Regions from separate parts of the Homo sapiens genome. Here region 2 is linked to region 1. The links are chromatin loops, found by intact Hi-C in ENCODE. Cell type or tissue: MCF 10A. All regions are shown on one strand. Links, peaks and the distances in the headings refer to the core of each region. The heading gives the core; the rest is flanking DNA. Region 1 overlaps LIFR (LIF receptor subunit alpha). Region 2 holds the start of LOC124900965 (a long non-coding RNA gene).

Region 1 (5,000 bases), core at 1-5,000:
GGAAGTGAAGGATAGAAGGAGCAGTAGGCTAAGGAGTCCCACCAAGGAAGCTAAGTAGGAATAGAATCTGAATGGCATCTCAAGTCAGTGAGAGAAGGAATGGATTACCTAATAAGTGGTGTTGGGATAAGTGGTAACCACTTAGAGGGAAACAGAAAAGGTGGGTCCTTGACTCAACTGTACACTGAAATTAATTTTATATGGCATGAAGCTTAAAATGTGAAACACCTTAAATGTACTTGAAGGCAACATCAGGACAATTTGCATAGTCCCGGCATGAGAAAAACCTTTATGGTTAGAAACCACAAAGGACAAAATAGAGAAATCTGATCTAGTAAGAGTTAAACAAAAGACTCACTGGAAAGTAAAAGCGATTGGGGAATCTATTTGCTATGTATGTAACAGAGTTAATATGCATATTAAGATTTTTTTTCTTAGCAATCATTAAGGAAATGATTAATGCCCAATTAGAAAAAGGAGCAAAAGAGAATAAACAGCTTATAAATAAAGCATTGCAAATTATCAATAAACATATGAAAGGATATTTTAATTACGCAATAAAAAGAAATGCCATTTATGGCCCAACAGAATAATTTTTTTTTTTAAAGACAATCCTTGGTATTAGTGAGAAGTACTGGGAAATGGAGATGTTCCTGTTTCTTTTTAGAGATAAGTTTTCGTCATGTTTTCCTGCATGTTAAAGATTTATTGGAGGAATGTTCTTCAGGTTGTTTAATAATAGAGCACTTCATCGTTAAAAGGGAAGAAACAAGTTCATTCGTTTGGTAGACTTTTATATTTATTGAAGACTGTTACATACCAGTCACTCTTATAGCGTAGTTGAAGTGGGATATGAGTAGTCAGATGTTACTCTAAAGTATGATAGCGTGAGTCCCGAAAGATGGAAGAATGGGAAATATAGGAGACATTGCAGGGGGCACTCCATTGGAGGCAGTGGTTTTGGGAGAGGCCTTGAGACCAAAGGGAATGTGGAGTGTTTGGGGAGCTGCTGCGGTATGGAGAGGAAGGGGTTCATGGCCGTCTCGAAGGGCTGTGCCCACAGTATGGAACTGGAACTGTGTGTTGAAACAGTGGAGAGCCTTTGGAGGATTTTAAGCATGGAAGTGATGTATTCAAACTTGTTTTGACATGCTGAGGTTCATAATGGACTGGCTCTTGAATTAACAGGGAAGTCCACACTGCAATGGAGATTACTAAAACTGACATGGAGGATCCTGAAAAAGAAAAACTTTGGAAGACAGTCTATTTTTAAAAGTTCCCAGGAAATGCAAAGGAATTAAGAAAAAAAAATTGACAAGATTATTCTATTTGAATAATAGACCAAAAAGTTATTTTGGGGAATGAATATCCTGCATTATGCACAGTGATAGATTTGTCTTTATAATGTAGCAAATGTTAAATTTCAATATTATTTTCCTACATGCAGAACGCATATTGAAGTATGATACAGTGGAATCCCTAAGCAGCCAAGCTATCCTCTAACTCAGGTCCCCAGACTGTCATAGTTCACAGTGCCCGTCGTGTTTTGTTAATGTTTTTTATGATGCTTGTAGTCAAAAGAATTACCTAACAGTTCTCTTTATGAAATAGCTGGGTCCAAACAATTTAATGAGTATTTATGATCAAGCACTTTAGTAGCAGTTTGAAGAAATAACGTGTATCCACTTAAAAGGAAAAATATAATTGTCCCTCTATCTCTGTGGGGGCACGTTCCAAGACCTTCACAGATGTGAAAATCTTTGGATGCCAAGTCCCTAATATAAAATGGTGTGGTATTTGTATATAACCTGTGCTTATCCTCTCATATGATTTAAATCATCTCTAGATTACTTTAAATCATCCCTAATACAGTGTTAATGCTATGTAAGCAGTTGTTAAACGGTACTTTTTTTTTTACTGTTTTTTTATTGTTGTACTGTTGTCTTTTATTGGTTTTGTTTTCTGAATATTTTCAATCCAAGGTTGGTTGAATCTGTGGTTGCAGAACCCTGGGATATGAAGGGTCTATGGTAGTATTTTTATTTCATTCTTAAAAAACCTTAATTACTGATGAGATGTGTGAAGCTATTGAGTACTGCATAGCTTCCCAAATCTTGGAAACCAGCACCCTCATTTCCATTTCTACATTGATTTGTTTGGGTAGTACTTGTGTTTTATCCCAGCAATTACTAGTCCCTCCCTCTCTTCACCAAAGATAAAGATACGATGTCACACAAAAAAATGTAGCATGAGCAAATATTGAAACTGTGGACTACCTTGAACTAACGGTTTTCAGAGTGTTGGACAGATGTCACTTTATTTCCTTCAAAAACTTAGATATTCTGTGATAGCTCTGTCAGTTTGCTTTGGTGTCTTGGGGTGCCTCAGTGCAGTTTGGGAGCCAGAGCTTTAACTTGGGTTCCTAGTGTTGGCAGTACCTGGGTTAGCATGCAGCCTAACAATGAAAGTATACTGTGTGGGCATATAATAATTTGTGCCTTGGTATTCATTCAGCCAGCTGGCTTAGAGTTTTTGGTGTCTGCTTTGTGCCAGGTACTGCTTGGACACTGAGGGTTACAGTGAACTCGGATGTGTTTGCTCTCAAGGATCTGACGGTCTGTAGGGAGAATTATAAGATTAGGAAGTGAAGCAGTAGAGCAGAAGTCAGCAAACTCTTTCTGTAAAGGGCCAGGCAGTAAATATTTTAGGCTTTGTGGACCATTCAATCTCTATCCTAGCCACTCAGCTCTAACATTGTCATGGGAAAGTAGTCATAGGTTATACTTAAACTAGTGGGCGTGGCTGTGTTCTAGGAAGATTTACAAAATCAAGAGGCGGGTAAGATTTGGCCTATGGAACATGAATTGTGCAACCCCATGACATAAATATAATTAAAGTGTTGTGGAAGCAGCAGCAGATGGCATCTAACCTGTGGACTCTCAGAGGCAATGACAAACATACCTCCTGCTAGGAGCATCACTGCTGACTTGAGGAGGGTGCAGATGAAATTAGCAAGAAGGGAAAAAGGGTGCTGGCCTAAGGAGTCCTGAAGGGTCTGGCAGCTGTGGAATGGCAGCCATTTTAGTGTGGCCCGGACACACAGCAGAGGCAGTGTGCAAGGCCTCTTTCTAGGTTCTGACTCCAGTTGTATGGATTGTATATTTTCTCTCTTGTTCTTTTTTGTTTTGTACCTCATTTTGGTCAGTCATGTCCTGCAGTAGCTTCCAGAGAATGGGTACACGGAAGGTGATACATCTTTTGACATTTTGCATGTCTTTGTAAAATATATGTTATCCACTCAACAGTTTGAGTATAGAATTCAAGTGTGAAAATAATTTTCACTTGTATTTTGGAAGGTGTTCTTTTTAGCTTTTATTGCTAAAAAGTCTGGTGTGTTCCTCCCCTTCTCAAGAATATTTATGGGTCACACACCCAGTGTCTCATGTACACCCGTAACCTGCTCTGGAGGTGGTGCTGTCACCATCCCTGTGTTACAATGGGGGTTTGTCCACACTCACACCGCAAGTCACAGAGGCCTGACTTGACTAATTTATTCTGATGTTGTTCTTATTCCTGAGCCCTTGTGTATGGCCTCCACTCCCTGGAAACTTGTAACATCTTTGATACAGATATTTTGATATTCTCAGTGATGCATCTTGGTATCAGTCTTTTCAGATTCCTTGTGCTGGGTTATGTGGGCTCTTTGAGGACTAGATTTTTGCTAGGACTAGACCTATATACTGATAAATTTTGCATACATCTTTGTTACTGCAGCTATGTCCTAGTTAATCTCCTTGAAACATCACTTTGTTCCAGCTTCCCTCTTTCTGAAAAGCTATTCATGCCTTCCTGTGCAGTCTAGTCTTCCCAGATAGAACTTCTCAGTCTGGCCAAGTGTATGTTTTTCGTAAGTATTTCTTTCTTTTAACTTGAAGAGCCCCTACACTTCACTTCAATAACACAATGGAGTCTACCAAACTGCAGAGTTTATGATCCTGAAAAGCCTTCTTCACTGGGAGCTAATGCTGGAGGAATTTAAGATCTTGTGGGAGGGAAATGGGATAAGGAAAATAGTTGCTGGTCAAAGTTTTTAAACAATGTTGATGTTTCCTCCTAGGAAACAGTAAAGAAAGGGACACTAGGAAGAATACAAATGAGCAGTGCGGGTACTGTTTACTGCCTGTGTGATTGCACTTGTTTTGCTCAACTCCCAGCATCTCCACTCCTGTGGATGGGTGACCCACTCGTAGGCTTATTTACCTTTACAGTAGTTCAGAGTCTTTTCTCCCTCGAGTGTTCCAGCTTAGTATTTAATTTCTTTTGAGAATTAATGACAAGGGAGTCATCTTATTGTATGGCAAAAAGATAGATTCTTGAGATAAAAGATGCTTTGGGCTGTCTTGATTCCTTTCACCCTGACTGTGCAGGTGTTGCCTGAGGCCTCCTTCTGCACACAAGGCTGGAGGCCTCAGTGCCACCAGGCTAGGTTCGTGCCAGCAGGACATGCTAACTCACTCTCTGTCACGTTTCCTGATCTGTCTCTACCTACCTGTCCCCACCACCGCCACCATATTTATGTATATAGAGAGGGGTTGGGGGACAGGGGAACAGAGACAAAATAAGCAACAAAATGTGTTGGGACTAGTTTCTGGTATTTAGCTTTACTTTTCTCAACTCTTTTTTTCTAATTTTCTTCGGCAGAAAAGCCCTAAACCTCATGTACACTGGAACCAGAATTCTCAAGGTTGAGAAAAATACAAGTCAAAGTACATGTGTGAACACTCATCTTCACAAACAAGGCCTTTAAAAGCTCAGGGGCCCGTGTTGACAGGACTGAACTTTGCCATGTGGGGCCCCAGGCTCAAGTTCTGCCTGTGCTTTATGATGGTCTAAGATTGAAGTCAGCATATGTGTAAAGAAATAGAACCAGATATTTTTCTTTCCATTCAACAGTCTTACAGATTTATTCTGCATGATTACTTTTCTTTAGCAGAAGGGTT
Region 2 (16,422 bases), core at 4,993-9,992, 90 kb after region 1:
TAAGATGGAGTCACTTAGCATGCTCTGCTATTTAGGGAATAGCATAACATTGGACAAGTGACATTTCCTCTCAAAATGCCTTTTATTCAAACAGAAAGATTTCTGTTATCCTACTTGGGCTGTCAGTAATCTTAGCACAGGACCAACAGAAGCCCCAGAATTAAGTCTTCAGCTTCTCCACTGTTTAGTGATCCCTGCTTTGTCTATTTCAATTCAATTACTTTCATATCATTTAGCAAACACTTGAGCTAGTCATCAGAGGGTGAATTAAGAAGTAGAAGTCCAAGAAATGAGTTCCCCCATGGAACTCAAAGCTTTGAGGGTATCAGAATCGTCTGGGGAAGCGGTTACCACACGGATTGCTGGACCCCACCCCTAGAGTGTTTCTGGTTCAGTAGATCAGGTTGGGGCCTGAGAACGTGGATTTCTAACAAGTTCCCAGGTGATGCTGGGGCTGCTGGTCTGGGGACCACACTTGGAAAGCCACTGTCTAGATGAGCGATGTCTAACCTCATGTGAGGATGTGCCATGACAATCTCTAGAGAAGTGTTTTGATATTACACGAGACAGGCCCTGCCCCTTGGAAGCTCAGCTTTCACCCAATCTGGTAAGAAGAGTGGGGAGAACTCATTCAGGTAATTCTTTAACCACTTCATAGCTATGCATTTGACAAATTTGGAAACAGTCTAAATTCACTTAAAAGAGGGAAGAACTTCTGGCACTGCGTTATCGGTAACACCCAAGAAGTATTTACAAAACTCTCATGTTGGGTGGATCTATTGAGACATGAATCTGTGCTTTGTTCCTCTGGCAGCAGGAGACTTGAAAGCAGGGATTCTCCTTCCCACAGCTACACAGCTAACAGGGAGCAGAGTCAGAATTTAAAGTCAGGGCTCCTGGAGCTTAGGGTTTTAGACCTCCCTGAGCTGCTGAGTCTTAGGCTGAGTACTCACTTCTATGCTTGGCCTTTGTGCTTGGCAGTATCCAAGTCTTCTTTCTGCCCCTTCCTAATTTATGAGTAGGGAACATGCAGCAGTAACACACTAGAACAAGGGCACAGAATTGTTCCTCACAGGGCTAGACGGTCAATTCCTAAGGCTCTGCCATGCAGTTCCTATTGAAGCTACTCAAGTGTGCCATTGTAGCATGAACATGGCCACAGGCAATATATAAATGAGAGAGTACAAGCCAGGCACAGTGATTCATGCCTGTAATCCCAGCACTTTGGGAGGCCGAAGCGGGTGGATCACCTGAGGTCAGGGTTTGAGACCAGCCTGGCCAACATGGTGAAACCCCGTCTGTACAAAAAATACAAAAAGCCAGACATGGTGGCACGTGCTATAATCCCAGCTACTAGGGAGGCAGAGGTAAGAGAATCACTTGAACCCAGAAGGCAGAGGTTGCAGTGAGCCGAGATTGCGCCACTGCACTCTGGCCTGGGCGACAACAGCAAGACCCTGTCTCAAAAAAAAAAAAAAAAAGTCCTGTTGGAATACTGCTGTACTCTTTTTTTTTTTTTTTTTTTTGAGATGGAGTCTTGCTCTGTCACCCAGGCTGGAGTGCAGTAGCGCGATCTCAGCTCACTGCAACATCTGCCTCATGGGTTCAAGCCATTTTCCTGCCTCAGCCTCCCTAGTAGCTGGGATTACAGGTGCCTGCCACCACACCCGGCTAATTTTTGTATTTTTTAGTAGAGATGGGGTTTCTCCATGTTGCTCAGGCTGGTCTCAAACTCCTGATCTTAAATGATCTGCCCACCTCGGCCTCCCGAAGTGCTAGGATTACAGGCGTGAGCCACTGTGCCCGGCCCCAGCAAGACTTTATTTACAAAAAAGAGTGGTGGGTCAGATTTGGCCTGCAGGCCATAGTTTGCTGACTGCTGCTCTATAAGATGAATGTTGGAAAGAAAGACCAGGAGCTTCCAATAAGCCTTGAAGCTTCAGGCTTCAGCCAATTCCAGCAGACTGTGTTCTGGCTCCCTTCTGAATCACTCTGGCATGATCTGCAATGTCTGAGAAAATCGCAAGGTGCTGCTGAAGGCAGATGGAGAGGGGGTTACCTGAACACGAGGGCTCCATCCCGAAGGCCCAAGGAAATGAAGTCGCTGTTGGGTCTCATGGGGCTGTCTCCCCTCCACAGCAAAAGGCCATCCTTGGCAGTTGTTTTAAACCTCATGAACACATTTGATCTTGATCCTGACACCCTGGAGGAAATACACAAATAAGTCCACCAAATCAACCACCAACATCTGTTTCCGAGTAATTCCAGTTTTGTCTGCCAGCCCTGAGGAACCAGATGTAAGGATAGTCTGGCACTTTCTGACACTTACTTCATTACCACGAGTCGCACCACGGGTCTAAAGGTCTGGACTGCTCACTCAGCAGCAGTCTCTCTCCCCAAGCACTGTGAACCCCACCAGAGAGCATTTGCTGAGTGACAGATTAGCAAGACTATGGCCAATGTCACAGCTTAGGCTGCACCCCCATACACACCTCATTCTTTTCTCTTTCCTGTTTTACTACTCAGGGGCCCCATTCCCCAACAGAAAGTGTGTTTCCTAATTACCAAGAGGTTCAAATTGGCAGCCACTCTGGGCTAGGACCACGGCTGTGGATGGCCAGCTCTGGCCGGTGACTGTCCTTGGGGACAAGGTCTAGACAGGGAAAATACCCAAGCGATGGCGTCTCAGACAAAGGAACAAGGCCTGATAGTGAATGGTCTGGAGTGGTGTTGAGGCAGAGCCAGGGTGGAGAAGAACAGGAAGCTTCGAGGAAAGGAGGGGTGCTCAGGCTAGGCCAGCTCCATGCTCTATAGCCACGGCTGGGAATAGGTTCACAGGCTGACATGCTCTTAGCAATGCTTGGGAATAGACTAGTTCAGAAATTCATTCTTATTAGTGTGATCAGTGTTTCATCTTGCACAGAGAAAAGAGGAAGGCTGAGGTCCTTGAATCAAGGGTGAGATAGGAGGAAACATAATTTAACATTGCTACTAGCATAATGTCATTGGAAAAGTTTCTTTGTCCATTCTCTAGTCACTTGAGCCATCCCTCTGTCTGTCTCACACACCTGGGTCTGTGTCTGCAGTGTCCTCAATCGTGAACAGTGGAGGGAACTATTATCTAGGCTTCCCAGAGCCTGAGCTCGTCAGGAAGAGACCAAGTTTGCATTTCCCATGCAGGGCCTCAGAACAGTGAGGGAAGAGCGAGGCCCCCCAGGCCAGGTTCAGCACAATCTAGCACTGACCCATTCCCTAGAGACCTGCTTTGCCCAGATTTTCGCTCAGGTTCCTTCCCTCTCCCATTTGCCTTGGGTATATTGATTGGTTACAAGCCAATCAAGAGGTTCTCATTTCTCTTGCCAGTGATTGGTTTAGGGGCAGGCATGTGGCAGCACAGAAGAGACACAATCATATCCCTTTTGTCCAATGAGATACAATTCTGGGAAGAATTCCTTCTCTTTTAAAAAGAGTCATATGAGAAAAAAAGTCTTTTGGACTTCCACTGGATGTAGTCAGAGTCATCTTATGTGCAGCTTATGGGCAGCTGGGGAGTGGCCTCTGGAGAAGACGCTGAGGACAGCAAGCAAGAAATAGGGATGAGATTGGAATATTTGAGGGTACAGCTGCTTCTCTTAATTAATCAACCCAAGATCCAGTGTAAGTCTGGACTCCTTGTGATATGAAATAGTAAATATCCCTCATGGGTAAGGCATTTTAAGCTGAACTTTCTGTTACTTGGCACCAAAGATATCTGACTGAAATAGACCCTGAACTTGACTTTTACCTGCAGCCTCACACACATGCATTTATACTTTCATATACATACACACACACACACACACATGCATGCGCACACACACATACACACACACTATGGCCCTTGAGGTAGCTGTGGTTTTGGGCCTCATGTCTCCTGCTCTCATCAAGCCCCTCTACTCCCCCAAACCACCTAGTGGTCTCTCACTAACCCCCAGAGACTGAAGGCTTGGGCCCCTTTCACGCTGTCACTGCTTTCTAGGGACTGAATGACCTTCCATCTTTGGAGAGAAAGGGCTGAAGAAGGAGGACGGTCTCTCTTGGCTGGGAATCCATTTTACCTAAGTCCCCATGCCAAGACAACGTAGATTAATACAACCTGGGATTAGAGAAGTGAAGCAGTGTCTGCCTGGTGTGTGTTGGGCGTTACCAGGGACATCCAATGCCCTAGGAGAATTCCTCCCAACCACATTTTGTTCCCTGAAAAGCCACCAAACTCCACCCTAAGAACTGGATGCCTTTCGCTTAAAGATTTGCCCTTGTGTGTTAAGATGCAGTCAATCTGAAGAGGAAGGAAAATCCCAGAATGATTGTGTGGGGAGCAGAAAGGGGAATAGCACACTAGAAACCACAAAGAACTGGGGAAGGGAAAGAAAGAGATAAGGGGCAAACTGAAAGTGCCAAAGACAAGCTTGACCGAGTTGAGGATTTTGCCATGTCAAAGGCTATTCCAAACCAAGAGCGAGGACTCCAGGCCAGGGCTGGGACTTCTGCCACCAGGGGTGAGATGCCATGGCTGTGACTTGGGCATTTCCCTGTATCCACATGAAGAGAGCTGAGAAGCCTCTCACTGAACTGGCCAGAGCCTGAAGAGGACAAGAGACCTTTGCTGATGAAGACGCAGGGTAGGTATGGACTCAGCAGGGAATGGGCTTGGATCTGTCTGTCCTTCTGCTGCTGGCCCAGGTCAGAGCTGCACACTCTGGCCACGGCACAGCACGGAACTGCCCTGCTCACAGAATCATAGTCATCACTCAGGCTTCAGGAACATCACATTCTCACTGTTTCTCGAAGCCTGAATACTGGAAACTCTGGGACCAGTCGTGTCTCTCTCTCCAGGCCCTTTGACCAGAAAGATACTGGATCTTTTGTAACAGGGTTATCTGAAAGGTCAATTTCTCAAGTTTAGTTTGTTTTTTGTTTTATTTTGCTCTAGTTTCTATGTTTATTTCTTGTTGTGTGTGTTTTTCCCCTGAGGCCATGGCTGAATGGTCTTCTTTGAGAATTATCTTCTGGCATGAAATATAAGAAAAAGCCCTGAGAAAGATATAGAGAAATTTACCCCCAGAAAGCTGAGGAAGGTGCCTGTTGAAGCTTATTACCTCTTCAAGATATCTGGGTTGTCATACGTCAGGTAACTGCGGCCGATAAACTGCGGGATCTCAATGGCTTCTATGATCGCTGGGACAGAACAGAAAAAGGAGGTTACATAGTATGTGGTTCTCTTGACCCCTGCACTCACACACATGGCAGGAAAACACCCAGCTCCTGGAAATAGGATGTTTAACAATTCATCAGCCCCTTCCCTTCGGCTGCACGCATATTTGGCCAGGTTCACAGTTGCCCAACCCCATGGCCTGGGGTTGGCTTCTCCCCCATTTTTCCCTCCTGGGGAAGTATTGTCCCTGCCTCTGGCCTCAGCGCTGCTGAGAAGGCCTCACAATGTGCTGAAACTTGAACTGTTCCCAATTATTCTTGGAAGCCAAAGAGCAGCTCTTGGGCCATGTGGGGAGCAGCTGGGGATAACCCCAGATGTTCTCCTAGGGAGGCAGAGAAAACAAATCCCTAAATAAGGCCCACTAGGATTCTTGAAAGCTAATTTGCTGCAGAACCTTTTAAGCTAGGACTTCGAGAGACTCTAAAGCACTATGAATGAGGCTTGGACTCCCGCATTTCTGATCACTTTCCAGTGTATTTCACAAGATCTTTTTTTTTTTTTTTTTTTGAAACAAAGTTTCGCTCTGGTTGCCCATGCTGGAGTGAAATGGCGCGATCTTGGCTCACTGCAACTTCCACCTCCTGAGTTCAAGCAATCCTCCTGCATCAGCCTCTCAAGTAGCTGGGATTACAGGCACCTGCCACCAAGCCTGGCTAATTTTTGTATTTTTAGTAGAGATGGGGTTTCACCACATTGGCCAGGCTGGTCTCGAACTCCTGACCTTAGGTGATCCACCCGCCTCGGCCTCCTAAAGTGCTGGGAATTACAGGCATGAGCCACTGTGCCTGGTCTATTTCACAAGATCTTCACTACAATCTCATGAAGTAGCAGGTAGTATGGGGGAAGGGAAGGGTTGGTTATTCTCATTTTATGGAAGAAGAAAGTGAGGAGTAGAAAGCATGGAGGATTTGCCTGAGATCACGTAGTTAAGAGAGCACTAGGCCTTGAAACTGACCAGCTCTTCTTAATTCTGGCTTCTGGCCCCCTCTCAACTTTCCAATATTTTAGAAATGCATTTTCTTCCTCCCAAACTCTCATCACTTTGTTTTCCTGAGGAATTACCCTTTTACACATAGTTAGCAAAAGAAGAGTTTAAGTAGCTGTGTGTGATGTCATGAACGGGGGATGAGGCTAGGGGATTTCTGCTGGAGAAATAACAGCAATATCTCTTTCCTCTTTGGAAAGATACAGAAATGGTGGTTTAAAGAAATTAAGGTAGAATAAATCTCAAATTCAAAGAAATGTACAAAATGAGGGAGAATAAGAAGGTTTATAAAACACGTTATAGCTTCACGAAAATACATGGTTGGTGCAAAGAAGACACTGAACGAAGGACTCTCCACCCCAGAGAGGAAATGTAGAATTATTTGATACTATGAAAATTCGTACAGATTAACCTTCAAACATAAAAAAAGAGCGGAAACAGCAAAGCCTATGACAATGGGCCCCCAAGTACAAGTCCCTATGTTGGCAGCTTCCCAGAGCCTTTCATAAAAACTAAAAAAGAAAGGAAGAGAGGAAAGAAAACAAGAAAAGCAAAGGACGAAACAGAAAATTTAAAAGACAATTTTGGAGGTAACTACCCAAGAAATTGCTCTGTGGTTCTCTGAAGCAGCACAGCCCTGGAAGAGGGCCTGAGGCTGCAAGGACCTAGCAGGGCCGGAGATGAAGGCTCTTGTCACTTAGTTTGGGGCTGCACCCCCAGCCACTCCCTTCTGACTAAGGGAGGTAGGAGGAAGAGGAGACGAGGAAGGGAAACAGGGAGGAAAAAAGAGTTGGGGGGCAAAATGGCAAGAGGACGGGAAAGGAGCCGAGTAGGAAAACGGGTGGCATGAATGAGAAAGAAGGGACGCTGCAGCAAGAAGAGGAGGAAAGAAAGTGCCGAGGAAGACAACCGGGAGAGAAGGCAGCCACCGGGCAAGGAAGGACGGGAAACAGAAAAGGAAAGAAGGCGGCGCCGGAAAAGGAGGGGAGGGAATAGACCCAGAGGAATAGACAGAAAGGCCAGGGAGAAGGAGGATACAGCGGCAGGGAACTGCAAAAATGGAGGAGGTGGAAGGAAGCTCTCAGCCGGGGCAGCCGGCCCCTCGTTTCAGGACACCATGGCTGGGAAGGGAGAAGGAGGAGAGAAGATCCAAGCTGAGCGGTGGGGGAGGCCTTCCCGGAGCTAAACGGAACCAAGGAGTCCCTGGTGGGTTTGGCTCACCCCCACGGGGGAGAGGTACCGCCAGGGCCTGTCCCTGCTGTTGTTGGCCCGTGGCGGTGGGCCTGTGGCCAACAGCCATCTTTCCCCTGAACTCCTTGCAAGGGTTGGGACGTGCCTGCCACACATCGGCTCTGCACATGAGCTTCCGAGGGGGTCTGTGGGCGCCCCCAGCAGCTGCCGGCTCAGCCCCCAGCTCAGGAGAGAAGTGTCCTCTGGCTGGCCGGCGGGGAGGCTTCCCACCACGCGTAGGCATGTCCCAGCTCCCACACCACTCACCCCGGGTCCCCCTGCATGCGGTTGGCCTGCCCCAGCCCAGAGCGCTCTCGCAGTTTCTCACAGGACTTACTGTACTTACTATTGAGGCAGTAGTTCCCACACTCTGCCCGGTGCCAGCATGAAAGAGAACAGGGAGAGTCAGCCTTTCACAGTCCTTGTCAAATCCCAATTACTCTGGTTGCAGATCACTTGAAGCCAGCCTTGTTTCTCTCACAAAGCTCTGCCCGAGAGTCCAGAACGTCCTCTTAGGGAATGTGAATATGAGCCCCGCGGGGAACCACTGGAAATCTCTCCTCAGCATGATTGGCACCCAGCCACCCGCCTCCTCACCTCTTCTCGGCTTATTGAAGGTGGGCGTGGCGGTGGACCAAGAAGATGTTTAGAATCAGCTGTCTGACACTTCTGAGGCTCCCTCACCTTCAACTGACAATCTGCATTTCTTTTAAATCTAGAGAAACAGCTCCTTGCTCAAGAGTTACTTACCTTGTCAATGATTATTACTTTTCTTGGCTGTAGGCTGCATGTGAAAAAGGAATGATAAGCCAGCTAGCTGCCTCTTCTCTCTCCCTAGTGGAAAATATCGCCCTCATTCCCACGCCACCCCCCATTGCAAGATTCCAGACCCCTGGTTATTTTCTGATTAACAAAGGCAGAGGCACCCTCGAGAAATAACACCACTGAATAAAAAATAGTCAAACTATGCTTCATTTAAGTGAGTATATATAGGGACAAATAATCACATCCAAAATCATCAGAGCTTGAAGTGACCACTGAGCCCTTTCTGGCTCTTTGTAGTTGGTTTAAATGTTGTAAACATTACTATTATTATTATTTTTTGAGACAGAGTCTTGCTCTGTTGCCCAGGCTGGAGTGCAGTGGCGCGATCTCGGCTCACTGCAACCTCTGCCTCCAGGGTTCTAGCGATTCTCCTGCCTCAGCCTCCTGAGTAGCTGGGACTATAGGCATGTGCCATCATGCCTGGCTAATTTTTGTATTTTTAGTAGAGTTGGGGTTTCGCCATGTTGGCCAGGCTGGTCTCGACCTCCTGACCTCAGGTGATCCACCTGCCTGGGCCTCCCAAAGCGCCTGGATTACAGGTGTGAGCCACTGCGCCTGGCCAACATGATTATATTTTAACCTAACCCTATACCTAATTTTTTTGCTTTTATTTTATTGAAAAAAATTTAATTGACACATAATAATTTTACATATTTATGGGGTACATAGTGATGTTTTGATACATATATAGTAATCAGATCAGGGTAATTAGCATATCCATCCCATCTCAAAATGTATCATTTCTTTGTGCTGGGAACAGTCAAATGTCCTCCTGCCAGTTATTTGAAACTATATATTATTGTTAACTATAGTCATCCTATAGTGCTGTGGAACACCAGAATTTATTTCTCCTATCTCCCTGTAATTTTGTATCCTTTAACAAATCTCTTCCTATTCCCCACTTCTCTCTACCATTTCCAGTATACCTAATTTTTTCTACATTGCCTTTTTTCTGTGGCAATGGCCTCACTGATTAGTTGAAATGTGTTTTTTTCATTTTCTTACATTTATATCTAAAAGCTTGTGCCATATGGTGACACACACAGAAAAACACCCCAGTGGACAGCAGCCTCCAAGCCAGAAGCCCTGCAGTCCAGGCAAAGCAAATTTTCCATTTGAGGAGCTTGGAATTCCCAATAGACTATAAAGAGTTGGTCAGGTGTGGTGGTTCACACCTGTAATCCCAGCCCTTTGGGAGGTCCAGGCGGGTGGATCACCTGAGGTCAGGAGTTCAAGACCAGCCTGGCCAACATGGGGAAACCCTGTCTCTACTAAAAATACAAAAATTAGCCAGGCATGGTAGGGCATGCCTGTAATCTCAGCTACTCATGAGGCTGAGGCAGAAGAATAGTTTGAACCTGGGAGGCGGAGGCTGCAGTGAGCCAAGATCACGCCACTGCACTCCAGCCTGGGGTGACAGAGTTAGACTCCATCTCAAAAAAAAAAAAAAAAAAGAGTTGAAGGGACCACGGTTTCTTTCCCACGTTCACGGGACCTTAGCAAAGCAAAGGGCCCTGTGGGCATGGAAGGCTAACTTCCCCAACAACCAGGGCTCCTCTCAGCAGCATCCTTGATGGATGCCCATCCTGCCGGAGCAAACACTTCCCACAATGAGCAGCTCACTCTTCCACAAGGTGGCACGCTCCCGTGCTGGACCATTCTACTAGGTACAGAGATCTTTATTATAGTATGCTGACGGTAGCCACAAAGGAAAAACAAACAAAACCTTTCCCTAAACTAGCAGCCCTTCAACTATCTAAAGAGCAACATCTATACTAAACACCCCCAGATCTCCCATTCTGGGGGTGTTTAATGATATACCATCCACAGAAAAGAAATCCCCTTGAATTTGGCTCATGTAGTTGGTTTAAATGTTTTCTAAAGGAAGTTATCCTTCGCATTTTAGTGCATAAATACATCAAAGCATGACTCTAATCATCTTATATTTTTTATTTTTTGAGACAGAGTCTCGCTCTGTCACCCAGGCTGGAGTGCAGTGGCACGATCTCGGCTTACTGCAAATTCTGCCTCCCGGGTTTAAGTGATTCTCCTGCCTCAGCCTCCCAAGTAGCTGGGATTACAGGCATGCACCACCACACCTGGCTAATTTTTGCATTTTTAGTAGAGATGGGGTTTCACCATGTTGCCCAGGCTAGTCCCAAACTCCTGACTTGAGGTCATCCGCCCGCCTCAGCCTCCCAAAGGGCTGGGATTACAGGCATGAGCCACTGCGCCTGGCCTGACTCTAATCATCTTAAAAGTATATATTGTTATGCGATATCAGGGCGTCTGAATGTTTGGTTGTCCTAGGGTTTGTCTTTGCAGACATTACTAAGCTGCTTCTTTAGCCATAGACATCTTATATGACCATGTGACTGACAAGGAATGTACCTTGCTAGTTTTAAGATGGAGTTGATTTTTTTTTTAATGTTGTCACCCTGGCTCTCCTATGCTCCTGGTTCCCTAACAAAGGTGCAGGAATCTTGGCAACCATCTTAGAATTGTGCTATTACAAGTTCCAATTACTAAAAGAGAAAATGACCAGAATGAGGGACTGGGAACAGCCAACATGGTCATTAGCTGAAGGACTGCAGCGAAAAGAGTCTGGGTATTTGTTTAATGTGTATGTTTGCATGTTTCACTCTTTAATTCATCTGTAAGATAAACGCAATTGAAATTTTTTTCCTATATAACAACCGAATTACTTGTGTAACAATAATTAAATAACCTCTCTTTTCCAATTAATTTGAAATGACTTATTTTTAATATATTAAACATATTTTAATATATTAAATTAAAAATATTAAAATAATTAATATATTAAAATTTCATATTTAGTATTAAATATTAACATATTATGTTAATATAATTTAATATTTTAAATCAAATAATATATTGATATTAAATATAAAAATTTAGTATATTAATTTTTAATATAATAAATGACATAACATTTAATATATTAAATTATATTAAAGAGAAATTCCCTTTAGCATGCATAATTTATGTGTTTTATTAATTTGTGGTTTTATATACAGAGTTTTCTTATATTTACAGAAGCTTTTTTTATATATATACACTGGGACCTAAAACAAACAAACAAAATCACCCAAATCAGACCCTGGAACATGATGTGACTCAAGTAAACACAACATAAATGCCCTAAATGTTGCATGTGTGGTAGGTCAGTATTAATCAGGCAGCACTGGTTACTTGAGGACTGTGCGCCCCTGATGAGTACAGGCGCTAGGCCTAGCTTTGTCTCAACAGCTATTGGCTCTGTCTTATGCGGGGCCACCTGCTACAGAGAAACACCGCCATCTAGTGGCCTGTGGAATCCTGCACAGTCTGAATTGAAGCTGTTCTAGAAACACAGGGAAGGGAAGCAAGGGCCAAAGCTTAGTTTCCCAGGTGACTTGTCCACTATAGACTGGGAGAACCCAGAGAAAACATCTGTGTCCTGTACTCACCTCTTAGACGCTCAGAGCATAGCAAAGGCTCTGAGAAATTCTGCAGAAGAGAGAGAATTGTCTGTTTACTCAGGATTATCCAAATGTATTTCACCATAGAAGCCTCCTCCCATTTCGTGTACGTGAATGCGTGTGTGTGTGTGTGTGTGTGTGTGTGTGTACAAAGCAGCGATTCATATTCCTCAGAACTTAGTTTTTTACATGAGCTTTGTGAAATTCTTCTAGAACATTTTAGTAACTTACTTAGATACACAAGCTCTGAGGAACTGGGACACAGGATGGGTCCACTGGATGCAAGTAAAGAAAAAAGGAAAGAAATCTCTAAGTATGGAAGTAATTTTTGATGGGGAAGGCCTTGTTGAGAAAAAAGGGGGCCTAGGTATTGGGGTAGTGCATGGGGTGGAGAAGATGCCTGAAACTGAAACCACCAAATGGAAGGCAAGGGGACCCCCAAGGTCAAACCTTATGTTTTTTTCTTGGCACCTGAAGTCACAGCTGGGAGTAAGAAGAACCTCTGGCTTCTCCTGTCCTGGTGGGTCTTGCAGGTGGGACAGACAGGTTTGAGTTTCTGCAGTGGCCACTGCTACAGGAAGCCTGTGGCATCCCAAGAGCATCTCAGATGCTCAGTGGGAGCTCAGTGCACCCCTTGGTCTGGGTCAGGCTCTCTTGCTCCTGCCCCCAACCCCACAGGGAAAAGCGGGGGCCCTGAAACCACCATGTAGTCCAAGTGCCTGGAACTGCTCCAGGATTTGTCTGAGTTTCTGGCCCCTGCTCTCCTGGGTTACCAAGAGGTGGGAACAAGTGTCAAATTGTCCAACTACGGCCCTTGTGGAACTCACTTGCCACACTCTCTGATGAGGCTGAAAAAGACCCAGACTCACTGACGATCCAGAAAACAAAATTCCTCATAAAGAAGGTGCCCTTTGGTATGGATTGGATGAGCCCTGGTGCTGGTTATTTCTATACCATTTTGCTTCATGTAAAAGGACTGGTTTAACTTCTGTAGGAATACTGGGAACAGGCTCTTGTTTTGAAACATGGTTTGATTATGAGGCAGAAAAAAACCCCAACTTTTAAATATATGAGGCTAAAAATCACCTTGCTGGATGAGACAGGATTCTTTCTGACAACCAAGGATGGCTTCTCACCATTCTTGGTCTTTCAAACCAAGGATTTACGCAAACTTTCTATGTATTCTCTTGCATCTCTATGGAACAACATAATCGCCCATCTCTTTTCCTTTTCTTTCCAATCTTTACAATGGGACTAAATGTTTTCCCCAATATTAGAGCAGTCGGCATGGCAACTGCCCACAATTGGTACCTGCTGGAGCTGGAAAAATTGTTGCAGAGCCCCATTAATCCTCTCCAGTCATTATGATGGAAAGGAAATTATGGGATAGGGGCCATACCTCTGATATATGAACCTTCCCAGGATTTGGAAAGGTTGCCATCTTCCCAGAAGCAGTATCTTGATTTCAAAACACAATCTGATACTAATTCAACATGGAGGGTGGCTGCTGGCTCATCTGGGTTCCAATCTTGGTTCTAGACTGCTTTGCAGGAAAAGAGTCCCCAATGTCCTGCAGTTCCCTCTGCCGTCATCCATTCCCACAGATCTTGCCAGATCCAGGTGCTCACTGGGATCTGCCCCAACATTCTGGTAAGATTTGCTTCTCATTGAACCTGAACCTATAGTTACAAAGCTATAAATGTGAGCACTTTATCCCTGTTACGACTAATGTTCTGCAGCAGGAAATGAGGGCTAACAAGATCACACATTATCCTTTCTTTCTCCCTTTAATTTCCAGTGCTAAATGTTCATCTAAGTCCGGGATTTACATATTGACCATTAATGTTAGATATACGGCAAGCACAAATTGGATGCTCCTGTGGTAAAATTGGAGACTTAGTAAATTCAAACATTGATGTGTGAAATCCAAACCCAATTTTCTGAATGAATGAGCCACTCTTCAGCTAAATCTCTGTAAGTACAACCTATTAGCTAAACAGCAATTTGCTTGTTAGGATTCTAATCAGGATAATTCACAAATGAATCAATTACCCTCCCTTGTTAAAAATACAAGGAAGATTTGCCATGTAGATTTCAAATTCATTTAAACATAAGAAATACTACTAAGGCTTCCAACTGGCAAATTGGCATCTTTCATATTTTCCAAGACTGCTGCAAAATGACAAAATGACTTCTCCTACCATTCCATATACCAACATACCTACCTGTAATTTATAGTTTTCCTCTAAGCCCTAATTCTGATAAAAATCAACAACCTGGAAATAAGAAAGACAGTGCACATTCCTTCAGAGGCTCATTGCTTTATTTCTTCCAGGCTTGTTTTTTTTTTTTTTTAAGTTCCTGGGCAGGAAAGGCCACACTGAAACTGAAAAATGAAGGCCCAACATGATGGATATATGTGGGAAGCCTATTCTAGATACCAGGGCCGTGTCCTCAGCTTCCCATAAGCAGGTACAGAAAGCAAGTCCAGCAGGGTCTCATGGTCTATGACCTGCCTTGGCTTTCAGTCTAGGGTAAGATGGAAACTGAGTAGCCCACAGCACCTGCTAATGGATTTTATTTTTCTCCCCACGAATAATAATGACCAGTATTTGTTGGTTGCTTGAGTACTTACCAGGCCCTCTTCTAAATGTTCTGGATCCATTGTCTCATTTAGTCAATACTATAACCCTCTGTGTTAGACACACAATAATACTGCTATTATTATTCCCATTTTACAGTTGAGACAACTGAGGCACAGCAATTTGATAGCCTAAAAAATAGCACTATACAGAAGGTTATGCATACTTTAGTTTGGAGCAACTAATGTATAATTTGTGTTTTTGCATATTTGGGCAAGGTTTCTCTTATACAGCATGCACAGACAGGGGTTAAAATATTTATCAGTCTACAAAGCATAGGCATTCATCTATCAGGATAGGCTCTGGGAGTGGCTCAGATGCAAAAGTCCTGGAAACCCCTACTCTGTTATGGGTTAACTCTTGGGTTGCTAGACTATGAGGTGATTCTCAAGGAAGGAGCCAGGGCAGAGGGTGGGGAACCTATTTACTCACTGTTAGCAGAAGTATTTCAGCATTTAACTCTTATTAAGGAATTATGGTAGTTTATAAATAATCATCTAATAAGTTATTGAAATAATTGATCAAAATAACCACTATGGTTGTACCACTGTTACAACTCTTCCATTAAGAGTTGTGGTCCCCCAATTGGCTGTCCGTTCCTTCCACTCCCTCCAGGGAGCTGTGCCTCAGACCCCTGAGCGTACCTTTCTGGCAGTGAAGCCCCTCAAAGCCCAAGGGGCAGTCACAGTCATAGCCCTCCTTCCTGGGCCGGCAGCTGCCCCCATGGGCACAAGGGGCTCTCACACAGGGGTGGGCCGCATTCTCCACATTCACTCCGGAGGTGAAGTCATGCTTCACATGGATGGTTCGGTCATTCAGGATGATCTTGAGAGAGAAAAACATAAAGAAATTCAGGAATTAAGAAACATCTTTGTAGTCTTCTAAAGCTTCCCTTGGCAAATTAACCTGAGCTACACATAGGGAGATTGAAAAAAAATTTTTTTAAGTCCAGTTTCCACTTTTTTTTTTTTTTTTTTGGAGATGGAGTCTTTCTGTGTTGCCCAGGCTGGAGTGCAGTAGTGCAATCTTGGCTCACTGCAACTTCTGCCTCCTGGGTTCAAGCAATTCTCCTGCCTCAGCCTCCCAAGTAGCTGGAATTACAGGCACCCGCCACTACGCCCGGCTAATTTTTGTTTTTAGTAGAGATGGGGTTTCACCATGTTGGCCAGGCTGGTCTCGAACTCCTGACCTCAGGTGATCCGCCCACTTCAGCCTCCCAAAGTGCTGGGATTACAGGCGTGAGCCACCGCGCCAGGCCTAGTTTCTACTTTCATAGTCTTGTCATCTATGCAGGAGCTGAAGTGATCCCAAGTTGATCCACTTGGGAGAATCTGCGGAGTGACGCGCTCCTCTGGTTCCGGAAGACTGGCCACTCGGTTAGGTTGTAAAGAAGTCCCAAGAACTACAAAGTTCGGATTTCAACCCAGCTGCACATTAGAACCACCTGGCGGGCTCTTAAGAAATACTAATGCCCAGACCCGCCCAGACCCATTGAACCAGAATCTCTGAAGGTGAGACCAAGTCGTCAGTAACTTTAAAAAGTTTTTGAGAGTCACCTCAGAAGATGCAGCCCAGGCTGGGAGACACTGGTATATAAAGCAGAGTGGGGAGAGTGCAAAACACAGTGTTACGGAGGCGGAAGTCAAACAGGGCACCCTGGCTCCCGGTGGCTGTGGAATCCAGAGACACTTCCTAGTGTACTCCTTTATGTTTCCAACTAATGTTCTCAAGCAGTCTCCTAAAATTCCATCAGCTGGACCTCCCCGATTGTCCCACTCACTCCTGCTATCCTCCTTCCCTGACGTTCCTGAATCCCCTCCCTCTGCACATTCCCTTCCCCACTTAAGAAACAAAAGTGAAACACAGGTCGCATTCTTTACCCCACTGTGCATGGATTTACTGGTGCTCAAGAGCTCCCTTGCACCTTCTGCCCTGCAATGTGACTCTAGTGAAACTGATAAATTATGAGGAGGGGCTACTGGGTTCCCTAGCCCCAAATAAATG

What was found. Hi-C counts contacts between places; a loop is a spot of excess contacts. Peaks named below come from ENCODE experiments on the same cell type or tissue, not always from the same donor. Only the 100,000 strongest peaks of a DNase experiment are listed, where the experiment ranks them.
Region 2: a loop joins it to region 1, with 4 times the contacts of the local background. A loop is called at or near these places in 9 of 110 quality-filtered maps.

The regions. Positions count from the first base shown.
Region 1 is chr5:38,533,271-38,538,270 of GRCh38, reverse strand. The region is part of intron 1 of LIFR (LIF receptor subunit alpha); the gene reads left to right. Among named protein-coding and RNA genes, the nearest start is that of LIFR, 21 kb to the left of the region's middle. In MCF 10A, for the core only: no CTCF peak of the experiment used is centred there; a DNase peak (open chromatin) is centred at 2,830.
Region 2 is chr5:38,437,096-38,453,517 of GRCh38, reverse strand. EGFLAM (EGF like, fibronectin type III and laminin G domains) reads right to left here. Exons shown (of 22, transcript NM_152403.4): 17 at 15,063-15,243; 18 at 5,139-5,217; 19 at 2,060-2,203. The region is part of intron 1 of EGFLAM-AS5 (EGFLAM antisense RNA 5); the gene reads left to right. LOC124900965 (a long non-coding RNA gene) reads left to right here and starts at 7,272. Exons shown (of 2, transcript XR_007058738.1): 1 at 7,272-7,445; 2 at 7,921-8,438. RefSeq lists a silencer at 11,466-11,515. In MCF 10A, for the core only: no CTCF peak of the experiment used is centred there; DNase peaks (open chromatin) are centred at 7,217 and 8,037.